2 separate regions of the Homo sapiens genome follow, and region 2 is linked to region 1. A link is a loop called in an ENCODE intact Hi-C map of the cell type or tissue named here. Cell type or tissue: K562. All regions are shown on one strand.

Evidence for each region. Peaks named below come from ENCODE experiments on the same cell type or tissue, not always from the same donor. Only the 100,000 strongest peaks of a DNase experiment are listed, where the experiment ranks them.
Region 2: it touches region 1 in a loop (2.1-fold over the local background); 2 of 110 quality-filtered maps call a loop at or near these places.

The regions. Positions count from the first base shown.
Region 1 is chr1:75,128,601-75,136,600 of GRCh38, forward strand. LHX8 (LIM homeobox 8) reads left to right here and starts at 5,788. Exons shown (of 9, transcript NM_001256114.2): 1 at 5,788-6,354. LHX8-AS1 (LHX8 antisense RNA 1) reads right to left here and starts at 3,976. Exons shown (of 2, transcript NR_187397.1): 1 at 3,754-3,976; 2 at 1-3,353. RefSeq lists a silencer at 1,630-1,830 and enhancers at 2,736-3,935, 6,093-6,605. In K562, no CTCF peak of the experiment used is centred here; no DNase peak of the experiment used is centred here; H3K27me3 peaks cover 6,833 bases.
Region 2 is chr1:75,199,651-75,207,650 of GRCh38, forward strand. SLC44A5 (solute carrier family 44 member 5) reads right to left here. Exons shown (of 24, transcript NM_001130058.2): 24 at 2,479-4,183. The coding sequence ends at 4,077. Among named protein-coding and RNA genes, the nearest start is that of LHX8, 69 kb to the left of the region's middle. In K562, a CTCF peak has its summit at 4,232 (motif pointing left); a DNase peak (open chromatin) is centred at 4,201.

The DNA of each region.
Region 1 (8,000 bases):
CTGGCTTGGTAAAATAGGGCTTTGGATAAATTAAAGTAGGGTTGTGTGCCATAACGTCAGTGGGGGCATTTGACAAATAATAATCAACAGCTATGATTACTGCCATTTTCACAATATTCAGAAGGTTGTGCAAACTGACAGAAGGGTGCCAAGCATTTTTAAATGTTATAGATTAACTCTCAAATAAACCAGCGACAAAGGAGATGAAAAAGGTGTTCATTGTGCATCCTTGGGCCTAGTTGCCACGACAGAGGTGGCTACAGGCAGCTGCACTCATCTCTGGAGCCTCTGCAGCCCAGGGAGGTGCGTCTAACCTCATGACCCTCTGAACCCCTAGAAGTGGTCAACTCGCTGAAGAACATTGACCTACCCTTCACTGGGGAAATTGGGCCTTTGGTGGCTCCTCTACATCCAGACCTCTCTAGAGAGGTGAAGGAGGATGTGGTAGGAGAAACATTATGTTCACTAAGAACCTCCTGTGTGGATGAGCACTTAATTCAACATTGTGATTTTTTATGACAATTTCCAAGTGATGCCATCTTCATTTTACAAATGAGAAAGCTCAAGTGTTAAAAATTTAAATTGCTCAAAATTCCATTACATATTTTACTAACTTCAAACCTGTGCTCTTACTATAATAACACGTTGCCTACCTCTTAAACCCTGAACTCCCATGAAGGAAGGAAGGCAAGCAGGGAAGGAGGAAGGGAGAGGAGGAGGATAGGAAGGAAAGGAAGAAAACCTTGCCACAGTTACAAGAACCAGTCTCCTGTAGCAGAAATGGCATATAGAAGTTATTTAAGTTTTTAAAATTCATGGCTCAAGATTCTTGGGCCAACTTTTTTTTTGTAAAAGCATAGCTTTACGAGTTACACCGGAGGTGGAAGTGTTGCTGGGGAGAACCTTAGACACCAAAGTTGTGGGCGGTCGGCGCAGGCTTGTGTGGGGCTCATTCACCCTGGCTAACAACTTGAGCTGAGGGTTCCCTTATCAAAATGTCATCCAAGCCTGTGAATAGGAGGCTCACACAGCCCCACTTCTGCCTCTCACCTATCCCCAGAAACCGAGAAAACCATCTGGTTTTTGCACTTAGATAAAGTTTAACTTTCCTGCCACACTGGCCGAGTTGGGCTTTCAGACATCCCTGGGGAAGTGGGAAAACGGGGATGTGGAAGGGGAGGAGAAGCCTGAAGGGCCTCGGTTCCATCCTCTTTCTTGATCAGCGAACTCCAGGCTATATCTGCCCGGTTTGCCTAGGACTTGTAGGGAAACGCGGTAAAGGGAGGCGGGTAGAGAGTTGGATTCTCTCTCTCTCTCTCTGGCCACCTTGGATTTCGGCTTTTACAGAATTATGCAGGCAGAGTTCTGTAGAAAGAGGTTAGAATCAGGTTTCCATTGGTCCTGATTTGTTTATCATTCTAAACAGTAAAATGCATATAAAACCGGCACCTCCAAACCACAGGCGTGCTTAAGGCGCTATTGTCGGCTTGGAAATGTCACAATGAATAAATGGTGTGATGGACTTTAGCGTTTCGCGCCATAGCTTTTAGCCGGGAAGCTTTCCAGGCTGCCCTGCTTAATTTCGGCGTGGTTCCTAATTTTCTCTCTCCCATCCTCTCTCTTAGACTGGAAACGCTTCCCCTATTTCTTCCGTAGCGGACCGGGAGAGCTTACTGGCGCTCTGCGAACCGGCTGGAAAGAAACACCGAGTCACTCGTACAGACTCTTGGTCGCAGAACTTGGCTTTCCGCTATTGGTCCTCCAGAACCGCTTGAAACAACTGGCCCCAGCTGGCGCATCAGACCGCAGTGAGGAATGCCGCGGGGCGGGTGGCGAAGGCAGGGTCTGCCCGCCAGTGGATTCCCGGGTGTCCCGCGTGGAGCAGGCTTGCCCAGCTGGGAAGCCCATCAAACCTCAGTCTTGGCCCACAGTGGGAGAGAGACCAGTGGGTCCCAGACGGAGGCCCTCGCCCGCTTTTGGCGACCTCCACTGGCGTGAATAAAAGCACCCCTCTCTTACCCTCAGAAACTGTGGGTAGCAAGGTATAAAACGGAGTCTGGGACCGGTAAGTCCCAAGGTGAGCCCGTATACAGCTCTGCCATCTCTGAGGGGTTATGCAGATTCTGAGCAGGGTAAGTTTGTGGAAAGAACCTCTAGAAGCAATCTCCTAAAGTCTTTTTCCAGACTAATATTTATAATGGTTACACGTGATGGGCAAAAATCCAAAGACACGGTCTCCTAACCCTGAACCAAGTGTGACATCCACAGTTTCAGAGTGGTTTTAGCTGAGATTTCACCTTCAGGGATCGAAGGAGTCGCCAACCAGAATTCTGCCAGAATCCGCACCTTCTTATGATCGCGAAAGTCTCCCCATCCTCCACCGCCTCCTACAGTCCTATGGCCCACTGTACCCTTGGCGCTGGAGCCCTGGAGGTGGGCGGTGAGGGCCGCGGGCCAGGGAAAGCTCGGGTCCGCAAGAGCAGGGCTCTGTTTCTGCGCCTGCAGGCCGCCCGGGAGTCCTGGATGCGCCTCCTTTGACCACGTTTTCTCTCAGGCTCCAGCTGTGCCTCGCCCCGATCTCCACAGGTCTGACCCAGGCGAGTCCCTAGAAGGCGGGCGGGAGGAGCCGTAGCAGGGGCAGTTTCGGGAATCCGAGTTTCCGGAGATTGCCTGAGCACCGCAGAACCTCCAGGTTAAGTTCTCTCAAACGTGTGGTTACTCACCCCGAGGAGCTCAGAGGCAAAGGGTTCAATAGTCAAGTTGGTGGGGACTTTCCCTACTTAAAGTTATAATTTGCTAATTCGGATCTATTGCTTTTAAATATCGAGTTCCAGAGACCTCTGTCAATGCAGGCTTAATTTCATCCCACTGATGAAGGATGTTTATAAACGGCGCCTGCAGTGCGAGCTGAGTGTGAAAATATCAGTTTTATGCCTTTTGATAAGAATTACCGAGGCGGAAGGCTCATTAGACGATTACAAATTTCGCAGCTGCTCGCAGCCCAATTAGGCAGCTCTTCGGGTGAGTGGAAGCTGTGGGGGTCAGGGCGGGTTGATGTTCCCTCTCTCCAGCCCGGACCTCCAATCAAGGCCTGGCTCCACGGGATCTAGACCCCTTCCCTGCCCCCATCTGTTTTTAGGGAGATACACTCAAGGCTTCCCTTAAGCAGGAGAGGCACAGCCTGGGACAGGACGCACTCCGAAGTCTCTCAGGCTGTCTTTCCCATGGGCTTGCAAAAAGCCCTGTGGTCCACGGATGTTGGTAGACACCTTGGGTGGGCCTGCCGCCTCTGATTTTCAAATTTTCAATTTAGTAGGTAGGAACTGTCACGACGCAGGCGATTGCTTTTCCACCTGTGGACACATAAGATGATGTTTTTTTGATCAGAGTCTTCGTTCAAAATTGGAATCAATTGGCGTTTGGGCTAAAAACCCTCATTACTAAGACCAAACAAACAAACAAAAACTCTTTTGATTTTTAGCGCACCCCTGTAAAGTAGGAAGATAACTTTTCCGTTGCCCCAGCCGAGGATGAGCGTGGGTAAGAGGCGTGACGCGAGCTCCAGGGAACCGGGCCACCAGGAAGAAGCTATACCTTCGTACGCCCACCCCTGACAAAAGGTCAGAAGGTCGTTGGACCCCAGACCGACAGGACGATCAGCCCTGGGATTCATAGCAAACACATTCCCCTCTTCTTGCACACTCGACCCCCAGCCAAAGGCTTATACCGCCCAGGACATAGAAATTGACTCACCGCCCAGAGGCTTACAGCTCAAGGAGGGGTGCGCGCAGCTGCACCCCGGGACAGGTCAGCATCCCACAAGGCGCCTGGAGTAAAGCGAGGCCAGACCAATCTTTCACGTCTTCTGCTCCTGTCTGACGACCATTCTTCTTCCCCAAGCCCAGAAACCTCTAAAAATGAATCATTTTCTCCACTTATGCAGAGATAGACGCTCTTAGATCAAGGTTAGTATTTTGAAAACCTGACTGAGAGCCGCCTGATTAGGCGAGGGTGGGTGGAAAGACCGCATAAATGCCCGCACCCCCGCCCTGCTTCCCTAACACAGCTCCAGCTCTCTCTGGATCTCCAAATGACCCGCGCGATAAATTCTCCTCGATAGTAGCCAGACAGTACCCCAGATTCACTTTAAACCCTAACACACACACACACACACACACACACACACACTGTAATTAAATATCCAAACCGGACCTTTATGTTTAATTCCACTTTCAACGAAATCCTGCTCTATACACGACCTGATGGCGCCAATGTTCTGCACGACTCTGACTTTCCATTCGGAAGAGCGGTCTCCACAACGATGCTATTTCATGGAAAATGCATTATGTGAATTTCTCCACCACCCCCAATACCGATTTCTGCATTTGATGAAAAACACAAGTCTTTCTGGTTCCCACGCACAAGTTAGCTTTTTGAAAAGTCAGTCCACCCCAATCTTTCAATTTTCTAAGAGGGCACAGATTAATTATATCGTCCTCCTCCCTTCGCTCAGTAAATTTAAACGAGATCTCCCAGAGAGGACCGGCAGGGGGATGGCTAATATTAACTTGTGCGCAGCTGCGCGAAAAGAAAAACAATGGCGATAGGAAAATGCTCTGAAGACTCTAGTGTTTATGGGAGAAAAATGCAATGGAGGAAAAACTAAATTTGTAGTGGTAACTCGGTCCCAGACTCTTACACAGGCTCACTTCATCACAGGAAAGGCTATCTATCTCCTCCGCTAGCCGGCTGCTGACCGAGCTGGGGTCTGGGCAAGATCATTTCGCTCTTTTTCTTCTATACAAATAAGGCAAGGAGATAAGATATGTGTGTGTGCGTGTGTGTGTTTTACATATATATTTCCATCTAATTAAAGCAAAATCCTATGATTCTGTTAAAGGCCTTTAAGAAATAGACTCCTAGATCTTCTTAGTTTCAGAAGTTTAGCTTTTTAAATGGAAACAAAAATCATTTAAAAATAATCTTTTAACCAAATTTGTCTTTATACACTAAATAATGAAATAAAGTTTATACCACAAAGAGTCTGTTTAAACAAACACACCTTCCAATCTTAATCAAAATTAAGGTACCCTGAATACCTCCCTCCGCCGCTTCCCCGCCCCGCAGTCAGAACTTGAGGCAGAAGACAAGGCTGCTCGGGCTTACATTTTGTCTAGGAGATGAAAGAGCAATACTCATTAGCAACATACTTTTGTCTTTCTTGTAGCCTTGATTTCAAATCTAGTCGCAAATCATAAGCTTTTGTGTTGCTCAGATGTTCCTTCTTTATCTTAATGAGAAAACTTTTCGGAAAGGGAGCGCGAACTGCTAGATAAGTCAGCTCCCAGGCTGCCAGGAGCGGTGGCATTCCTCGGCTACACCGGACAGCTGCGAGTTTCAAGAGAATGACTAAAACTTTCAAGTCACCCAGACCTCCACTTCCCCTTCTGCTTGCTGCAGAAAGAGATGTAACCTGAATCTTTGTTTAGGTTTGGGTTGGGGAGCGAGAATTTAAAAGTTATGGCAAATGCAGACAGCAGATTTTTTAAAGTCAAGTTAACAGGACATCCCCCAATTTTTTTTTCTTTAGTACTAAACCTGAAGTCAGTTGGCGTGTTCTGATAAAGATTTTAACATGTAGAGAAGGCGGGTTTTCCTGAAAGAGGCGAAGCAATTTCTCCAGGAAAGACTTTCCCCCACACGCCCCCTTCCTTTATATTAGGTTCCACCCTCTGGAAAACAAAACTTTTTTTTTTTTCTTTTCCTGGAGGGACTCAGGAAAAGCTCAGTGCTCACTTCACTCAGAGCTCAGTGAAGCTGGGAAAGGAATTTTAAGAACGGTTCATCAGAAAGTGGTCAGGCCACAGCGGCCTCTTTGGACGAAGACACACTTGTAGCATTATCCTTCTCGGCATCAGCTTTTATTAGTGGATCGGGGCGGGGGAGGGGGGAGATCGGCAGACACGGACAGCCTCTGACCCTCTGGAGTTGGTATGTGATAAGCAGCCCTAGCAGTGCCATGTATTGGAAGAACGATCAGATGTTTGTGTGTAAACTAGTAGCAAAGGACGTGCCGGAGCTGGCAGTTCCCCCTGAGAAGGTGAGCGAGCCGACGCCTGGCCAGACCAGCTGAATCGCAGTGTCCTTGAAACTCGAGTTGTTTGGGCTCCTAAACAAGGTTCAGAAACTACCTGTAACGGCCTCATCTTCAGACCTGGCAATTTTTTTTTTTTATTACGTAGTAGCGTTAGTCAGTAATCATTGCACTCCCTCCCCAAAAGCTCACTTAACCTGAGACATGGAGACTGTAATTTGGGAGATGAAGCCTCGAGCCTAAGGCGCTCTCAGGTCCATGTGAGTCGTGCTTTTGTTCTATTTGCTGTGGTGATCGTGGCGGTCCGGGAGAGTGGGTCGGGAGGACTGGGCGGCTGTCGGGTGGAACCGGAGACCTGGCTCGTTTCGTTCGGCTGCCCGCGGACACTTGCCTGCCCTGAGGCACACCTCCCTCTGCGGGGCTCCAGAAAGGCCTCCGGGATCCCTGGGCTTGCCGGGAGAGCCATTTTACCTAAAATGCCAAAAGAAAACCGCAGGGCACAAAACGAGTCACGCGGTTTGTCTGAGTAGACTGGGGAAGCTGACAAGCTCTCACCTCACTCGGGAGGCAGGACCTGTGGGTATTTGGTGTTTTAAGTTTGAAATCATCTGCAGCCTGTCTGAGGGCCTCAGCAGGACGCGCGCGGGGCGCCCCTGACTATTTCTTTGCTCCGAAGCCGGTTGGGGACACCAGGCGAAAGCGGAGCTGTTCTGTTTAAACGCCCTTTGTGTGTGAGGACGCGGCCTCAGTGCAGCTACGCTGGGTCCCGCGTAGGGAGCGCACCCCAGAAAGGGAGGGTCTCGGCCGACGGTCCGGGAGGCCCCCAGGTTGGTATCTTGCCTGGTGCTTCCAGAGGGAGGGAGAAGGGGAGGCGAACAGTCAGAAATGCAGAAGTGCGAGCCGCTCGAGTTCGGGGTACCCACCCGCCCCCGAGCTAGAGTTTTTGGAAACGAAAGCGGTCTAAGCCCAGGGACGCTGCGTTTTCGTTTAAGAACAAAACTCCAGCAAATACTTGGAAACACTTGAGTAACGCGCGTTGTTTCTTTAAAACATTTTGTCAGAGGTTGGGTGAGTTCTTTTAATGGCACAAATTAAATTCAGCTGGATATTTTCCATTATTCTACCCGCTTTTTGCGCTGGTTAAAAATAATCCTTTAGTAGCTCAAATGTTGACTTACTGAGCAATAAGTGGCAATTTACACCTTAAAGAAACGAGTGTAAATCACTCGCCACTCTAATTGCTGTAAGTTTACGAAAGAGCTGCTGGCTCGGTTTAATCTGAAGCATTTTCATTCAAATTGTCATCGGAACAAACACCAGGCTTCTTAAATCCCGCTGTAATTAGCTTTCAAGTATCCTATTAAACCTCTTCACCTTTCGGGCTATCCTATTCAAAAAGCCCCCTTTTTAAAATATATATGTGTCTTGCTCTTTTAATTGAGGTTATTAAAGAAATCTAGTTTCTTCTCCCACCCCCTCCTCAATCCTCTTTTCTTCTCTCGCACTCCACCTCCCACTGCCCCGCACCCCCTTTAGCCCGGTGTTCCCCGCTCCGCTATGATTGACGTCTGGAAAGAAAGAGCTTTGTGAGGGGATGATTGTTATTAACTTGTTATCCCCGGCGGGGGGGCGGGGAACCGACGTGCCCGGGTGAGCGCCGGAGACCCGGAGCCCGGGGAGCGCGGGACGAGCTACCAGCGCTCGGGTGGCGGCCGCCAGCGGCCAGCGAAGGAGGCTGCGCGCCAGCCCGCCCGCGGCGCCCGGGCTCAGGCGCCGTGACGGCTGCACGCGCTGCCCCGCACTCTGAGGGCCTTCATTAGCTCGCTCCCCGCGCCGAGGCTGGGGCGGGCAGCACGCTCGGAACTTCTGATCTGTTTCTCCATACTTTCTCCCCCTCCTACTCCGC
Region 2 (8,000 bases), 71 kb after region 1:
TAGTGACTTCAAATAGTAAAACTGAATTGCTTGCTTTTAAATTTGTCACATAACAGCCCCCATTCCCCCAGTGCAGAAACCATGACAAAAGATGTCGCCAGATTCTACACATTTTGGCTGCCTTTCATTCCAAGCAATTGCGAAGTTGTAAATGGGGGAAAGGGCAGTTCAGTTTGACCTGATACATTTAATAGGGTCCATGATGGTAACATCATTCTGTTGTCTAAGCTTTGAATAAATGATACTCTATGTCCATGAAGGAATGCACTTTTTTTTTTTTGACAGAGTCTCGCTCTGTCACCCAGGCTGGAGTGTAGTGGCATGATCTCAGCTCACTGCAACCTCCACCTCCCGGGTTCAAGCAATTCTCCTGCTTCAGCCTCCCAAGAAGTTGGGACTACAGGCTCGTGCCAACACGCCTGGCTAATTTTTTGTATTTTTAGTAGAGACGGGGTTCACCATGTTAGTTAGGATGGTCTCGATCTCCTGACCTCATGATCTTCCCACCTCGGTCTCCCAAAGTGTTGGAATTACAGGCGTGAGCCACCGTGCCCAGCCTCACATTTGTTTTAATGGGGGTTGTCTTTGTTTTCTTGATGATGATTGATTCACTAATAACCGGAAGTAACTCAGCTAGGTCCTGAGAGAAATGTCTTTAATGCCCATTTTAGCCCTAATATGGGAAGTAACTTCGAAGAAGTAATGTTTTATCTGCGCTCTCTGTCTCTCTCTCTCTATATATATATTTGTTTTTTTACTTACTTTATTTATTAGACCTAGATAATGAGAATTAGATTATGACACAAAGTTGTTAATATCAATGGAATGTGGATCTGCTATATTGATTTTTTCATTAATGATTTGTTGAATTGTATTCTTATAATCATATATCTATATTTTATTATAAAATAATCATTTACACACATCTAAGGTTAACATTTGCAAGAAACTGGAAAAAACGTTAAGATGTCATTTCATACACTATGGTCTGCAATAATGATTTTAGTTCAAATTTGTCCCCATATCTTTTGCCAACAAAAACTGATTTATAAAGCATGTTCCCCAATCCAGAACCAGATAATAAGGGAGATAATTACTATGCCTGGTTATAGTTTAAGAACAATTTCCTGAGGCACCACTTGTAAAAGTGAAAGAACATACATTGGAATGAGTGCTAGTCAGCTGTATACTAAAAGAAAAGTGAGAAATTGTTACACAGAGCCTGTTTTCCAATAGCAGTTTAAATAAGAACTACATTGTCCCTGACAATCCCATAGAACCTTTCATAGTGTGATTTTACTATACAGACACACTAACTCTTTTTAAGCTCTTTAGGGACATAGAAAAAACAAATTAATCATTGCACAATGGTATATCATTTATTTACCAACATAAGTGCTTCATCATTGAAAAGTAGGAGTTATTAAGACGTAAAGCAGAATTTGACTTTCTTGTGGAAACTACATTATATTTTATTTCAAATAAAAAAGAATCATTAGCTATATTAATACCATGTCTTATTGTTTTATTATCTTATTGTGTTCTTATTTTAAAAGAACACTGAAAACTGCAAGATCATTGTTTAATGTTTTCATTGAAAGAAACCCATTAAATTCTAGGGCTGGGCGCAGTGGCTCACGCCTGTAATCCCAGCACTTTGGGAGGCCAAGTCGGGCGGATCACCTGAGGTCAGGAGTTCAAGACCAGCCTTGCTAATATGGTAAAACCTCATCTCTACTAAATACAAAAATTAGCTCAGCATGGTGGTGGGTGCCTGTAGTCCCAGATACATGAGAGGCTGAGGCAGGAGAATTGCTTGAACCCGGGAGGCGGAGGTTGCAGTGAGAGGAGATGGTGCCACTGCAATCCAGTCTGGGAGACAGAGCAAGACTCTATCTCAAAAAAGAAAAAAAAAAGAAAGAAAGAAAATAAACCCATTAAATTTTAAAGAATAATTAATTTTGAAGATTTAATATATAATTCAACCTAAGAAAAGACATCAATATATTTGTTTTAAAATTTAGCTTAAGATAAATCAGTGATAGGTATGTTTAATCTTGCTTTAGGAAACTGTTAATTGGTGTTCATATTCTTTAGGGCCTCTAAATTTACACCCGCCTTGAAAATAATAACGTTTTTCTCCTATAAATTTTGACAAAATGAAATGAAGGACTGAGCAAACCTTTGGCAAATAAAAACAAAGAAAAACTGACTAATTTAGGCTGTTTGATTTTTTTTTTAAAGTATCTCATCCATTTAGCTTTGACTTATTTCCTTTGTATAAATTATCGGTTTCACTTATTTGATTTGTCAATGCACAGCTGGAGAAAAGTGGAAAATTTTAAAAATATAAATCTAGTTTAAAATAAAAAACCCACCTAGATATTTGGTATAGAGAAGATACTGTCATAGTATAGTGGGTTTTGAAAACAAAAGCTTTTCTCTTTTTCTAGATTAAAGAAACCAAAAGACAGGCAGTTATTTCTTATTTAAATCTTTATTAAAAGAAAAAAGATTTAAAACAAGTAACAACAAATTTCATTAAATATTAAACATTTTAATTATCAAAGATATTTAGACAATACGTTTCTAACATTTCTGCACAGCAGAAGCACACTGATTATAGAGCTCAGACTGTCATGTGCTCATGTGAGTTTATTTTTGGCATAAAAGTATCTAAAGTCACATTTAAACAAATGTGATAATATTTTATAAACTGATAGTAACTTACTGATGATTGATTCTCAAAGCTTTCACAAATTATCATTATATGATTGACATTCTCTTAGGGTGAATACTTTTCTGGACTCTTTCTGTAACAAACACTGAGTAACCAACTGAATTAATTTCCTTAAAAGTTAGTAGTACTGGTAAAATTATTTAAAACTGAATTGGAAATTATGTTCCTGTTTATAGTAGTACAATACAATTAACATACTGTAAGTAAACTGATTTTTTCATACCAAAAGTTAGAAAATGAAGTGGCATATATAGAACAGGCTTTGATGAAAATAAATGATCATTTAAAAGGGAGCTATTCAGTACATGACATCTGTGAGCACCCTTTCGAGGAGTAAAGTTTCCCTTTGCAATTCCTAGAAGTTTCTCTTTCTGATCTTTGTAAAACACTGAGAAATGCAGTATTATACCTATTGTATTTTCAAAGATCTACTATAGAAAACATTTCATTTTAAAACTTCTCTTTTAGTAAAAAAAAAAACAAAGAAATCCAACAAGTGTTCTTTCGGGGTTTGTTTCTTCTTGCGTGTAGTACACATTCATGAATGTCCACTAGGCGCAAGGGAAATTGTTTAGCTGCACAATGTATTCCATAATAGTGAGGATATCAAACAGAGCAAAATGACAAATGTTTTCCAATCAGTGAGCTAAGAGTGAAACAAATGCAATAAGACTTGTTTTAATCACGAAACATTGCAGGTTTTAATTTTTTAAAAAACAATGTTTGTAAACTTGCCCATAAAAGCTGGGTAATATTAAATAGCCAGTAAGGCACTTTGTCAGAGGGCTAAGTAGTAAAGGCTGGATGATTGGCAATTTGTTTAAGAGGAAACATTCTATACTTAAAGAGAGCAAACTCTCAACTGGGGCAGTCCTTTCACTGATTTACTGTCCAACGAGAGTGGGAAAAACTTTAAAATTTTTAATTTCACTTTGCTGACCAATTTTCCCTGCAGAAGAAGTCTTCTTTTAGTTGTAATTTTAAAAATATATTAGGAGCTATCAATTTAAGTAATGTATCATTTTTCAATCTAAGATTTAAAAGAATATTAACATATTCAGTAGTATTTTCAAAACATCCAAGCCACTCTTTAAAAACGAATTACAAAACAAATGATCTTAGTATAAAAATGTTTTATGTTATTAACAATTCCCTTGCGACTTCTGATGGCTTCACATAGTACAGTATAAGCTTTGGTATAAAACATGCAAATGCAAGCCAACAAGGTCGTGAATACAGTGTTGCTAAACACAAAGCACTTATGAAACAAATGTTGCACAGACACAGCAGATGGAGAAAAGGTAACACACAGCTGTAGGACGACCAGTTTGCTCTTCTACTGCTTCCTAGTTTGTGGATTTTCCTCCTGGAAAATCTTCAGCAAAGGTTGACTCACATAATAAGGTCTTGCAGTAGAACCATCATTTCTTTCTAAATCTTCCACTAGGAGGAAGAATGGTACAGAGTAAATATCAAAGCAGAACTGTAAGAGAAGTAACACCGCCATCTGCTGTATACTCGCTTTACAGCAGTTCAAAATCCTTTTGTTGTTTTTTTTTTGTTGTTGTTTTTTAAACAGCATAGTTTGGCATCAACATTATTGTAAACATAGTTATGCGAAAACAATAAGCCCTTGTGATTATGTCAGCAAGATATTATTTCATTCTGTGTAACAGGTCAGATTCTGCCAATATTGCGTGTCTCTCAGTTGCATGATTGAGAAAATAACTTTCACCTTCTTTTTTTCAATTTACTTTCTAAATTACTATATTTGCTTAAAATTGATTCTGTTTTGCCATCAATAATTTAAATAGTATAGCCTTGAAAAATAAAAATTGTGAAATTTCAGATTTCAAACACATCAACTGCAAATTTTGAGGAACATTGCCCTGGTTTTTCACAGTTTTTAGTTTAATTGCTTTGTAAGAAAATGGCTTCTAAATATCTTCTCAAAAACAATGCTCATTTTTATTCTACATATTTCAATTACACAAATAAGTAGTAAATGGAGAATATTTTTCTGACTAGATGTTAGCTCATAATATAAATTGGCAACTTGTTTATGTGTTGATTTTTATTTTATTCAAGTGATTTTTTCAACTTTTTTTTTTTAAACAGGGTTTTGCTCTGTCACCCAGGCTGGAGTGCAGTGGTGTGATCATGGCTCACTGCAGCCTCGATCTCTTGGGCTCAAGTGACCCTCACATTTCAGCCTCCCAAGTAGCTGAGACTACAGGTGTGCACCACCACACTTGGCTAACTTTTATATTTTTTATAAAGATAGATGGGGTTTCACCATGTTGCCTAGACTGGTCTGGAACTCCTAGGCTCCAGTGATCTGTCCATCTTGGACTCCCAAAGTGCTGGGATTACAGGCGTGAGACACCACACATGGCCAATTTTTCAACTTTTATGTGTATCAGAATCAACTAGAGAACTTTATAATAATTCACATCGTGGCTCACATCAAATCACAGTATATCAGAATCTCTTGGGCAGAGCACAAACATCTATAGTTATAACAAATTCTCAGGTAGAGGTCACTATTCTACTAGTCCTTTGTTGTGGCCTTTGTCTTGTTGAATAATAAAAGACTAATCTAGAAAGATAAGTTGTCATTATCTGCATTATGCTTCAAGGAGAATAAGAATGCAGAAGGCTCTTTGCCAAAATGTGAAGCCAACTGACACTTTTGAATACAATAATCTCAAGAATGTAAGCCAAGAACAAGCTGGTAGTCATTATATATTAAAAATCTTCCCTATTCATTGGCTTATTGCTATTAATTAATCTGCCACAGAGTCAGTTTAAATCTAGGTGTCTACACTTGAAGATAATTAATACGTATTTAGATCAATCTATAACACAACAATACATTTCTGACTCTTTTCTTGGATATATGAGTGATATTCAGATCAACATGTTCCTTTCTGTCAATATATAAATAATCCTTATATACAAGTTTAAGGTAAAAGCCAAGAAAATACAAATTGATTCAATGCTCCTTTTGGGGTGCATTTTTACATGGTTAACCACATCATACACATTTGCACACAGGGGATGGCTAGGCAAGATGTGTGTCTGATTCATGCTTTGTTCTGCCATTCAAAACTTACACATGACTATCAGAAACCTCAGGCGGCCAGCGGTGGCAGGTGGCAACAACTTTCCTCCTAAGCCCTGCAGAGAGAGAGTTCCTAACCCACAGTATGCCCCTCATAAAGGTATTAGATGATGGAGCGCCAACAGTATATTTCCTTAGGGTAAAATCTGAAGTGTCTTTCTTTTCTCTTTCCTCACTGAAAGGTGAGACAAAATCAAACCTTCTGTAGAACAAAGCCACACAATCTCTTTAATCTAGAAATACAGGTATACTCATGAAAAGATATAATCACTCTTCTGAAACAAATTCATATTGATTTTCTATATAGTGGGAATAAGAAATTTGGGTTAAAGACAAAAGGCATGAGTTATGTAACAATTTCAGTTTTGTTCAGAATATTTTCACCATGGACAGAGGTTCATGTTGTTGGAAATGACACTCCAGAACTCAGATTCGACTTCAATATAAACATGATTTCACTAAAACAGAATGGGCTCTGAAGGTTCCATAGTATTTTTTACCCAGTAATGCTCTCCGTAGAACCTATATAACATTAACATCTATGTTTGTTATGGACATGACTCACTGAAATATACTTCCTAGGGAACCATTAATACAAGTTTAATCACAGTTTAGAGAGTTGTCCACCAGCTTGAACAGTATAAATATAACCATAGCACCATATTTACAAATTTAGTACCATATGCTGGTTAACTATAAATCAATATTTTATGGCTAATTAATTACACATTTATAGTGTTTTCAAAAATTGCCTGAATATCCTTTACAAATATACACTTATAAAAAGAAAGGCTATTAAAGTGCTGCAATGGAAACAGCACGCTGAGTTATAAAAGTTATTAAAACACTCTCGGCTACAGATTTTAAAAAACGTTTGACATTAACATTTTGATCTTTAGCTGGGACCACTGTCTATAAAGTAGACAGCAGCTAATGTCATCAAATACCTGACACCTCAGGTAGTACCAGGTGCTGACTTCTTAGAATTAAGCACAGAAATTTCACATTACTCAAAAGCAACATTTCCAAATTACAATCAACCTAATTTACACAACTTCTACTTAAAAATGAGTGACACTGTTTGGAGCTTTTCTACTCTTTCTGCTTCTGGGGAACTAGTTGCTTCTTGATCAGAATTCCATGCAGGTTAGGGGTTACGAAGTAGGGTTTTTCTGTAGATCCATCATTTCTTTCCAGATCTTCACCTGTATATGCAGCAGCCAAAGCAGGCAAAAGCAGAAGCAGCAGAACAATTATACACATTTTTATAAATTGGAGGGTCGAACAGGGAAAAATCAGAAAAATCAGTGTTAGAAAGTCAAATATAAGACAAATTAGTGCAGTTTACTTGCTGATTCTGGGCAAGGTAAGAAACCTCAACCTCTGCCAGGAAACACTGAAACTTCCTAAATCCCTCCCACTCCCAGAGAGATGTATTTTGATACTTTAAAGGCTAAGAAGATATTCTATGTCCCTTCAAAAAAGTGTCATATTTAAATTCTGTAACTGTTCATTTCAGAAAGATATAAATTGCCAAATCCTCCGGGATGGAGCTGAATAGGAAGTATATTAATTCTGTGATAAATGTAGAATAATAATGGAATTTCAGACTTTCAAGTCACTTCTAATGGTAGTCCATACTCCGATGTTACAGACGAACACCCTGAGGCCCAGGGATATAAAACAACTCGCTGAAGTCAAAAGCTCTGAGGTAAATAGGATGAGATAGGGACCCAGCTTCTTGACACCTAGTTTTGCTCTTGTTCTACTTAACTATAAGGCACCCTGTCCTAAATTCTTGCGGTCTTCCTCAGATTGTATTTGAAAGCTAATGTCAATGTATTCTGACTCTCATAATACATTAATTTACCTTTCAGCTTTGCTTAGGCTAATATTAAATTGATGGCATGTTCACTGACCACCCACCTGCTGGCTAGTTGGGAGGAAGCACCAGAATTATGCTGACAAACAAGGATACATTTGCATGAAATTAAGCCTCCCGCAGATATATACAATTCACAGCAGATAGTAGCTATAGTCTTGGGAATGGTTGGGTCATTGGTTTAGTAGATTTCTACTAGCGCTCACAGTGACCTTCCTCACATACAAAATGAAAAGCAAAAGAGGGAACATGAT